Regions from separate parts of the Mus musculus genome. Here region 2 is linked to region 1. A link is a loop called in an ENCODE intact Hi-C map of the cell type or tissue named here. Cell type or tissue: left cerebral cortex. All regions are shown on one strand.

What was found. Hi-C counts contacts between places; a loop is a spot of excess contacts. Peaks named below come from ENCODE experiments on the same cell type or tissue, not always from the same donor. Only the 100,000 strongest peaks of a DNase experiment are listed, where the experiment ranks them.
Region 2: a loop joins it to region 1, with 2.7 times the contacts of the local background. A loop is called at or near these places in 4 of 42 quality-filtered maps.

The regions. Positions count from the first base shown.
Region 1 is chr4:100,586,149-100,590,148 of GRCm38, reverse strand. No RefSeq gene overlaps it. Among named protein-coding and RNA genes, the nearest start is that of Ube2uos, 60 kb to the right of the region's middle. In left cerebral cortex, a CTCF peak has its summit at 1,756 (motif pointing left); a DNase peak (open chromatin) is centred at 1,718; H3K4me3 peaks cover 633 bases.
Region 2 is chr4:100,698,905-100,702,904 of GRCm38, reverse strand. No RefSeq gene overlaps it. Among named protein-coding and RNA genes, the nearest start is that of Gm46888, 12 kb to the right of the region's middle. In left cerebral cortex, no CTCF peak of the experiment used is centred here; a DNase peak (open chromatin) is centred at 2,317.

The sequences.
Region 1 (4,000 bases):
GCCAGCCCCACCTGACCCAGAGCAGCTGCTTCTTCCTCTTCCTTATCCTCTTCCTCCTCCTCCTCTTTCTTCTTCTTCTTCTTCTTCTTCTTCTTCTTCTTCTTCTTCTTCTTCTTCTTCTTCTTCTTCTTCCTCTTCCTCTTCCTCTTCCTCTTCCTCTTCCTCTTCCTCTTCCTCTTCCTCTTCTTCTTCTGTAGTATAGAATAGAGTTTATTCAGTGCATGGGGAGGGGAGTTAAGAGGGTAGTTGAGAGACACAGAGAATAGAGGTTGGCCATGAGCACGTGGAGAGAGAGGGGGAAAGAGAATGGGGAGGAGGAAGGGGGAGGGAAAAGCAAGGGAGCAAGAGAGGAGCAGGAGCGACCTGGAGCTTCTGATTTTGAGAGGAAAATGAATCTCTGTCTCTTTAAGCCTCTTTTGGACTGCTACCTCTCTCTCTCTCTCTCTCTCTCTCTCTCTCTCTCTCTCTCTCTCTCTCTCTCTGTGCCTATGCGTGTGTGTGTGTGTGTGTGTGTGTGTGTTCCTATCAGTCATATAATATGGGGATCCATAGATATTAAAACCTTGGTGAACATTAAAGTAAATATATCCTTTTAATAACCTTCCCTATTGACATTGGGTTTATTTTAGATTGCTGTAACGTAACTGTCTGTCACATGTAGAGTTAGCCAGGACAATATTAAGTGTGTAGGTTCCCTTAGAAATGGCTAGTGGCTTGTGAGCACACCTGCCTGGGACACACCGTTTCTCCTCTGCAGAAAGCCCTTTTCTCTATCAGGGGAGCACTGTTACCAAGGGCTCCTCCCTGAGACATGTAAAAAGCCCCAGGAGATGATATTGCATGTTGTAATTGTATTTGTTGAAACAAAATTCAATTAGTAAATTTAATTATCCTTGGCTTTTAGGGGGATCGCTTTCCGTTTGGATTCCAGTGTGGTCTCTAGAACTCAAAAATAAGACGAAGAACAGGGGAGAGGGTCTGGACTTTGAGGCCACAAATAAAAGCAAAAAGGGGCCTGCAGCTCTTCTGCAGAGCAGTGTGCAGCAAACAAGAGCTAGCTTTTCTTTGCGTGCCTGATAAAAACCTCAAACCACGTGGGCTTTGCTTTGGCATCTGGATATCAGATTAGTCGGAAAGAACACAGGTTTGGAAGGGTGGTTAAGCTATGGAACTGTTTAGTACAAGATTTGAGCGTCTCTCCCTCCTCCTTCTTTCCCCTGGGGAGGGAGAAGAGAGACAGGGAGGGGATGGGAAAGAAGGGAAGGGAATAAAAGGAAAGGTAATAGGGAGGGAGAGGAGAAGGGGGGTGGGGAGGGGAAGGGACAAGGAAGGGAAAAGAACTGTCAGTGTTCTCAGAGTCTCCCAACCTGTAATGAGAAGGAGGCAAAGGCGCTCTGGGTGGAGATCAGGCTCGGGAGCTTTCTTGTTGGTACCTAGGGCACTCCCGCCCCCTCCTCCCAGGGCGGGCATTAGGCACTGGAAGTCATTGAGCAGGATCACAGGGGCTCTGGCATCTGACAGGCAGGATTGACTGACTTCTCCAGGTTGGCTCTGACTTTACCGAGCAGCACTATCGTTAAGCTAGAGTAATTTCCTCTTAGAAAGCCTTTCCCGCGGTGTGGAAACGTCTTCCCTAGGGAAGCACAGCGGTCCCACTCATAAATGCTCTTGGTTTCTGCCAGCCTTTCAAAGTGCTTGGCTTCTGGGAACCTCAGAGCCTGAGCACGGGCACAGCGGCTAACGGGCGCCACCTTCAGGGAGAGAGGAGTAGGAACAATAAGGCAGATTTTCTAAAGCTGTCTTAGGCTGTAGTGATACCGATACCACTGTTTTTGGGGGGATGTTTAGAAGTTAAGTTTCCCATCTTCTCTCCTACTCTCTTCTCGGAAGTCTGTGAGTCACAAAACTGGAACTCACACTCGTGTAGACTTGAGCTTCAGATTCGCCTCATGTGGTGAAGGCGAAGAGATCCCTTCCAGCGATAGGTGTCCTAACTAAATGGCTTGTCACACCCCAGGGGCAGATTTAAGAAAAATCTCCCACCAAAATGCATCTCAAAGTGCTATGTATGGATGCTCTTCAAAGCCATCCGTGTAGCTGATGGGTTTGAATTCAGGTCTCTGGAAACTGATTTTTCTATCATAGTCTATCAGATGAATTATCAGAAGTACAACTTCTTTTATGAAATGCACAAGGCTCACTGCAGGTCTGCGCCGCTGCTTTTAGTATTTTATAATGCATTTGTGCATTTTTTTTTTTTTGGTCTTCTCAGCAGCCTTAACAACTGAGGTGTCATTCATTATTGCCTATCCTGCTGGACTAGAGAAACCAGTGTGAAAGTGGGTTAACTCCTATCCCCTGGCCACAGTTTGCAAGCATGTGACTGGCTCTTGATGTCAGACTCCAAATTTGGAATCCCCCACCAGCAACCCCTGCTGTTGCCTGTGGGGTAAAGAGTAAGAAATTCTCTCAAACTAGAACTGTTTTGTTTCTAAATGTTTCTATTTCAGCTTGCATGTATTTTTGACATATTTTTCCATTGGCAGCTAAAAATAGAAAATATAGCCATAGCTTGGTAATGAAAGAACTCTTATGATATTTTAGGAAACATTCTCGTTCCACATGGAATTATTTTAGAAATCAAAAGCAGAAAGATCTCTGGGCAATCTCCAAATATTTACTAAAAACAACTTCTAAATAATACATGGATCAAAGAATACAAACAAAATTAGGCCTCTTTTAGTTTTAGTGAAAATTTGAAACATAACAGTTCCTTGGATTGCCAGGGAAGCAAGAGGAACTGAGGGGGACTTTACTCAGGGTTGGTCTCCTTTCCAAAAATGTGGAGTCCAGAAGTGTCTCAGAATGCTTGCTTAGCCATTACAACTTCAGTATGGCCTAACCAGGAACCCCCAAATCCAAGACATTCTGAAATCTGAAATACCCTAAAACCGGAAATTGTTTGCATGTTGGCTCTCACTTTGCAGGGAGCGGAGGAGAGTAGGCAGGATTTTTGGATTAAAGATAATAAGTCTGTTGGATTAAATTCTTGGGTTTGGGGAAAAGTCTTCAGTTTAGGTATCAGCTTCCAGTGTAAGGAATTGGGGCTGGGGGAGTAAGTTAAGCCTAGCACGGTGGGATGCACCTGTACTCCCAGTTGCAAGAGGGTGAAGTTAAGTCTATGCAAGTAGATCAAACAGTGAGAACCTAACTCGAGGACCCCTCCCAAACAAGCATTGCTTGAAACAAACTGAAAACAAGAGTGAGCTGAACTCAGAGGAAGCCGCAGAGGTAAATGAAGAATAGTGTGGCAGAAATTTTAAATTACATTGGTGTATGTGTGTGTGTGTGTGTGTGCAGGCACACACGCAAGCACATGTGTGCACATACATACCTGCATGCTACAGAGAACTTGTGGAGGTCAGAGAACAATTATCAGGACTCGTCTTTCCCCTATTACATAGTCTTTAAGGGATGGAACTCAGGCCCTTAGGCTTGGCAGAAAGTACATATATTTCCTCATATACTTCAACCCTTGCTAATAATTTGACCAAGAACAAAAAGGAATTGAGAAATTACAAAAGCCCAAAGCATAAAAAAACAACAAATAAACAAACAAACAAGAACAAAACCAAAACCCAATAAAGTTAGTAAACCTCAGAAAACGTATAGATGCTTGGAAATCAAACGACACACTTATCTTTACGAGAGCATCATGTGTGATGCATCTGCATGTGCATTTGTACATGTATGAATACAAGTGTACGTGTGTAAGAGCATGCACAGGTAGGAGCTTGAAGTTGCTGTAAGGTGACCTGGATTTCTCTTTATTTACTGAATCAGGGTTCACTGAATCTGGAACTTTCCAACTCTGGCTAGTCTAGCTAGTCGACTTACTTCAAGCCTCCCTGTCTTCATCTCCCAAGTGCTGTGGTTACTGGCGGACACCATGCCTGGTCAGATTTTTTTTTGGGTTCTGGGTAGCTGAACTCTGGTCCTC
Region 2 (4,000 bases), 110 kb before region 1:
CAAGGAGCTAAAGGGAACTGCAACCCTATAGGTGGAACAACATTATGAACTAACCAGTACCCCGGTTACTTGACTCTAGCTGCATATGTATCAAAAGATGGCCTATTAGGCCATCACTGGAAAGAGAGGCCCATTGGACTTGCAAACTTTATATGCCCCAGTACAGGGGAACACCAGGGCCAAAAAGTGGGAATGGGTGGGTAGTGGAGTTGGGGGGAGGGTATGGGGGACTTTTGGGATAGCATGGGAAATGTAAATGAGGAAAATACCTAATAAAAAAGAAAAATGGAAAAAAAAAGAATTGTCCTCAGACCTCCAAAAATGTGCCATGTTCTATGACTTCGTTGACCAAAAGCAACCTGGGGAAGAAAGGGTTTATGTTAGGCTATAGTTCATAGTCCATTATGAAGGGAAGTCAGGGCATGAACTTAAGGCAGGAACCTGAAGGCAGGAACTGAAGCAAAGACCATGGAGGAGCTCTGCTCACTGGCTTGCTCCCCATGGCTTGCTCATTCTTCTTTATTCTTCATTCCAGAACCACCTGCCCAGAGGTGGTGCTCACAGTGGGCTGGGCTCTCCCATATCAATCATTAACCGAAAATATTCACAGTAGGCTTACCAACAGGCCAATCTTATAGATTTTCTTCTTCTTCTTCTTCTTCTTTTTTTTTTTTTTAGTTAAGAGGAGTCCCTCTTCCCAGATATGTGTCTCACATCTGTCACTTCTGCAAGGTTGACAATAAAGACAAAATAAACAAGACAGGGGAAAAAACCCAAAACAAATAAAAAGCCAAAAACCAAACTTAACCAGGAGAGCCTGTTAGCTCCTCCCTCTGTCCCATCACACGCTAAGAGGAAGAACAAGAATGACAGTTTAGATTCGCGGCGTATCTTCATCAGAATGGGAACTTATGGATATGTCAAGTGAAAATAAAGCACACTGAAAGGGACAGGAAATACATATAAATGTATATTCCAAAATGTCAGTCTGGAGAGTTTGCCAAATCTTCACATTTACCCAGGCCAGATTGAAACAATTGCTGATCTTCAGAACAAAACCCTTTGCCTTTCTTAGACTTCACTGCTTTCTCCTTGACGCACTCCTTACCAGCACTTTCTCACCAGCACTCTCAGGTGGGCTCTCCTCACACAGGGCGATTTTCTTCATCAACAGTTACTTCACTTGATAAAGTGGAGATGGCAACAAAGTCACACTGAGTGAGAGATCCTGGGACGTCTGCCAGTGGTGATAGAAATGTGGGGTAGGATCCCCTGTCTGAAGGTCCCCGCCGACACATCCAACTAATCACGGTAAGAAAAAGGTTTCTTTGTAAAGAAGGAATTCCTTGACATGGGCAATTGACATTTGCTGAGATTTACATGGAGGATGGATAAATACATCCTTTGTAAAAAACATTGCTTTTCTTTATCAGTATTTGCTAGGAAAGTGCTATGAACCAGGCTGTAGTCTCTGACCCTTTAGAGCCTTGGCTCTCAACCTTCCTGATGCTGTGACCCCTGAATATAGTTCCTCTGCTTGTAGTGACCAACCATAAAATTGTTTTCCTTGCTGCTTAGTAGTTGTAAATTTGCTTCTGTTATGAATTGTAATGGAAACATCTGATATGTTTTCCCAGGGTGTCTTGACTCACAGGTTGAGGACCACCAGTCTAGAGAAATGTGGGACCTCCCACTCTGAGGACCACTAAGGAGTGAACACCTTTGGATAACACACCATCAGTAAAGAGCTTGTGATCCCAGTTCACACGAGGGCAAAATGACCAGCTATCAGCCCTTAGAACTTGTTTTGCTTTGTTGTCTTGAATAATTAAATCGAGAAACAAACTATCAAATGGTAATTGCTATCTACATTAAAATAGGAGATGTTGGAGAGAAGAGAGAGAGAGAGAAAGAGAGAGAGAGAGAGAGAGAGAGAGAGAGAAAGAGAGAGAGAGAGAGAGAGAGAGAGAGAGAGGGAGAGGGAGAGGGAGAGGGAGAGGGAGAGGAAACCATTTTGATTTGAGTGGAACAAGTGTCATATTCATTAAGTATTCACAGGTATAAATTTTAATTTTCTTTATTTTACTGTGCCTGGAGAGAACACATCACCAGGCTTTCCCAGCCTCTGTCCCAGAAGCCCCTTAGCCTGATGACATGACTCTCGTATTTCCACATAAGTTTTATCAGTCTGCTTATTACTATGTAAAAAGTTACCTCTATGGAGAAACAGAAGCCTTCCTACAGCATGGCTGTGGATGCAAAAAAATGGAGCAGTTTCTATGGAAACCAGAAATGGAAATCCCTTCGAAACAAAACCAAACCATTGGAAACAGAGCTACCACAGATCCACAAATCCCCGTGTGGATAGTTTTCCAAAAGCACTGACATCAGATTCTTGGATCCCAGCTCATGGTAGCACAATTTGTAATAGAAAACGGTGGAAGAAGCTGACTGCTCGTTGATAGATGAATGGATATGGAAAACATGGCATATTCATGAATTGCAACAGTATCCGGTCTTAGAAAGGAAGCAAATTCTGTCTAAGGTTACCTGGATGCACCTTGAGACTCTGATGCTTGATAAAATAACCAGAGTACCAAAGGGCAGGTATTATACAATCCCGCTTATATGAGAACTCTGGAGCAGGGAAGCTCACAGAAGCAGAGTGAGGGGCGGAGATTGCCTGAGGACGGGGGCTCAAGGGAGGGGTGTGGAGCTGTGCACTGTCAGGTTTGAGGTTTCTGTGGTGCAGCAGTAATTTTGGTCTGCTGTACAGTACTGTGCCTTAGGGAGCAATTCTGTATTGCACTGAGACACCTGTGCATACAGGGTGTACTGACTAGTTTTGTGTCAACTTGACACAGGCTGGGGTTATCACAGAGAAAGGAGCGTCAGTTGGGGAAATGCCTCCATGAGATCCAGCTGTAAGGCATTTTCTCAATTAGTGATAAAGGGGGAAAGGTCCCTTGTGGGTGGGACCATCTCTGGGCTGGTAGTCTTGGCTCTATAAGAGAGCAGGCTGAGCAAGCCAGGGGAGGCAAGCCAGTAAAGAACATCCCTCCATGGCCTCTGCATCAGCTCCTGCTTCCTGACCTGCTTGAGTTCCAGTCCTGACCTCCTTGGTGATGGAAGCCAAATAAACCCTTTCCTTCCCAACTTGCTTCTTGGTCATGATGTTTGTGCAGGAATAGAAATCCTGACTAAGACACAGGGGATCTCGTAAGTATTGTTTTTTAAAAAGATTCATTTGCAATATATATGGGTGTTTTGTCTGCATGCCTCTATGTTGACTATTTTGCCTGTTGGAATCCCATATGGAACTGAAGTTACATATGGTTGTTAGGCAGGCATCATACATGTGCTGGGAACCAAACCCAGGTCCTCTGCAAGAACAACAGTGCTCTCAACTGCTGAGCCATCTCTCCAGCCCCTCATCATAAGTTTTTTTTTTTAAATTATTTTAATCAATCCTTTGGGGCTATATATTGATCATATTTACCCCTTCTCAATTCCTCCCCAATTCATCCCACCTCCTTATCTACTCTACTTTGCTCTCTCTCTCTCTCCTTTTATTTTTGTTTTAAATCCATGGAGTCCAATTTATGTTGCCGCAATATTCTTGGGTGTAGGACTTGCCTTAGAGAGTGGCCAACCTATCTTTAAAGTTATCAAGTGCCAATGGTCCCTCAGCTAGGTGTGGGACTTCATGCTCACCTCTCCTACTCTGTGTGAGAATTTTATCTTGCTTGACTTTGTATGATCTTGTGCATCCTGTCACAGGCACTGAAAATTTTTATGTGCAACTGACTTGTTATGTCTGAAAAACACTGTTTCTACAACTTCTGCCTCTGCTTCTACTTCCTCTGCTGGGAAGATCCCTGGACCTTGGGACAGGGGTGTGATATATACATCCTGTTTAAAGCTGACCACTGATGTCTTATTCACTACACATTGACCAGTTGTGGATTTCAGTACTCTGCTATAAGAATCTCTCTTAGAT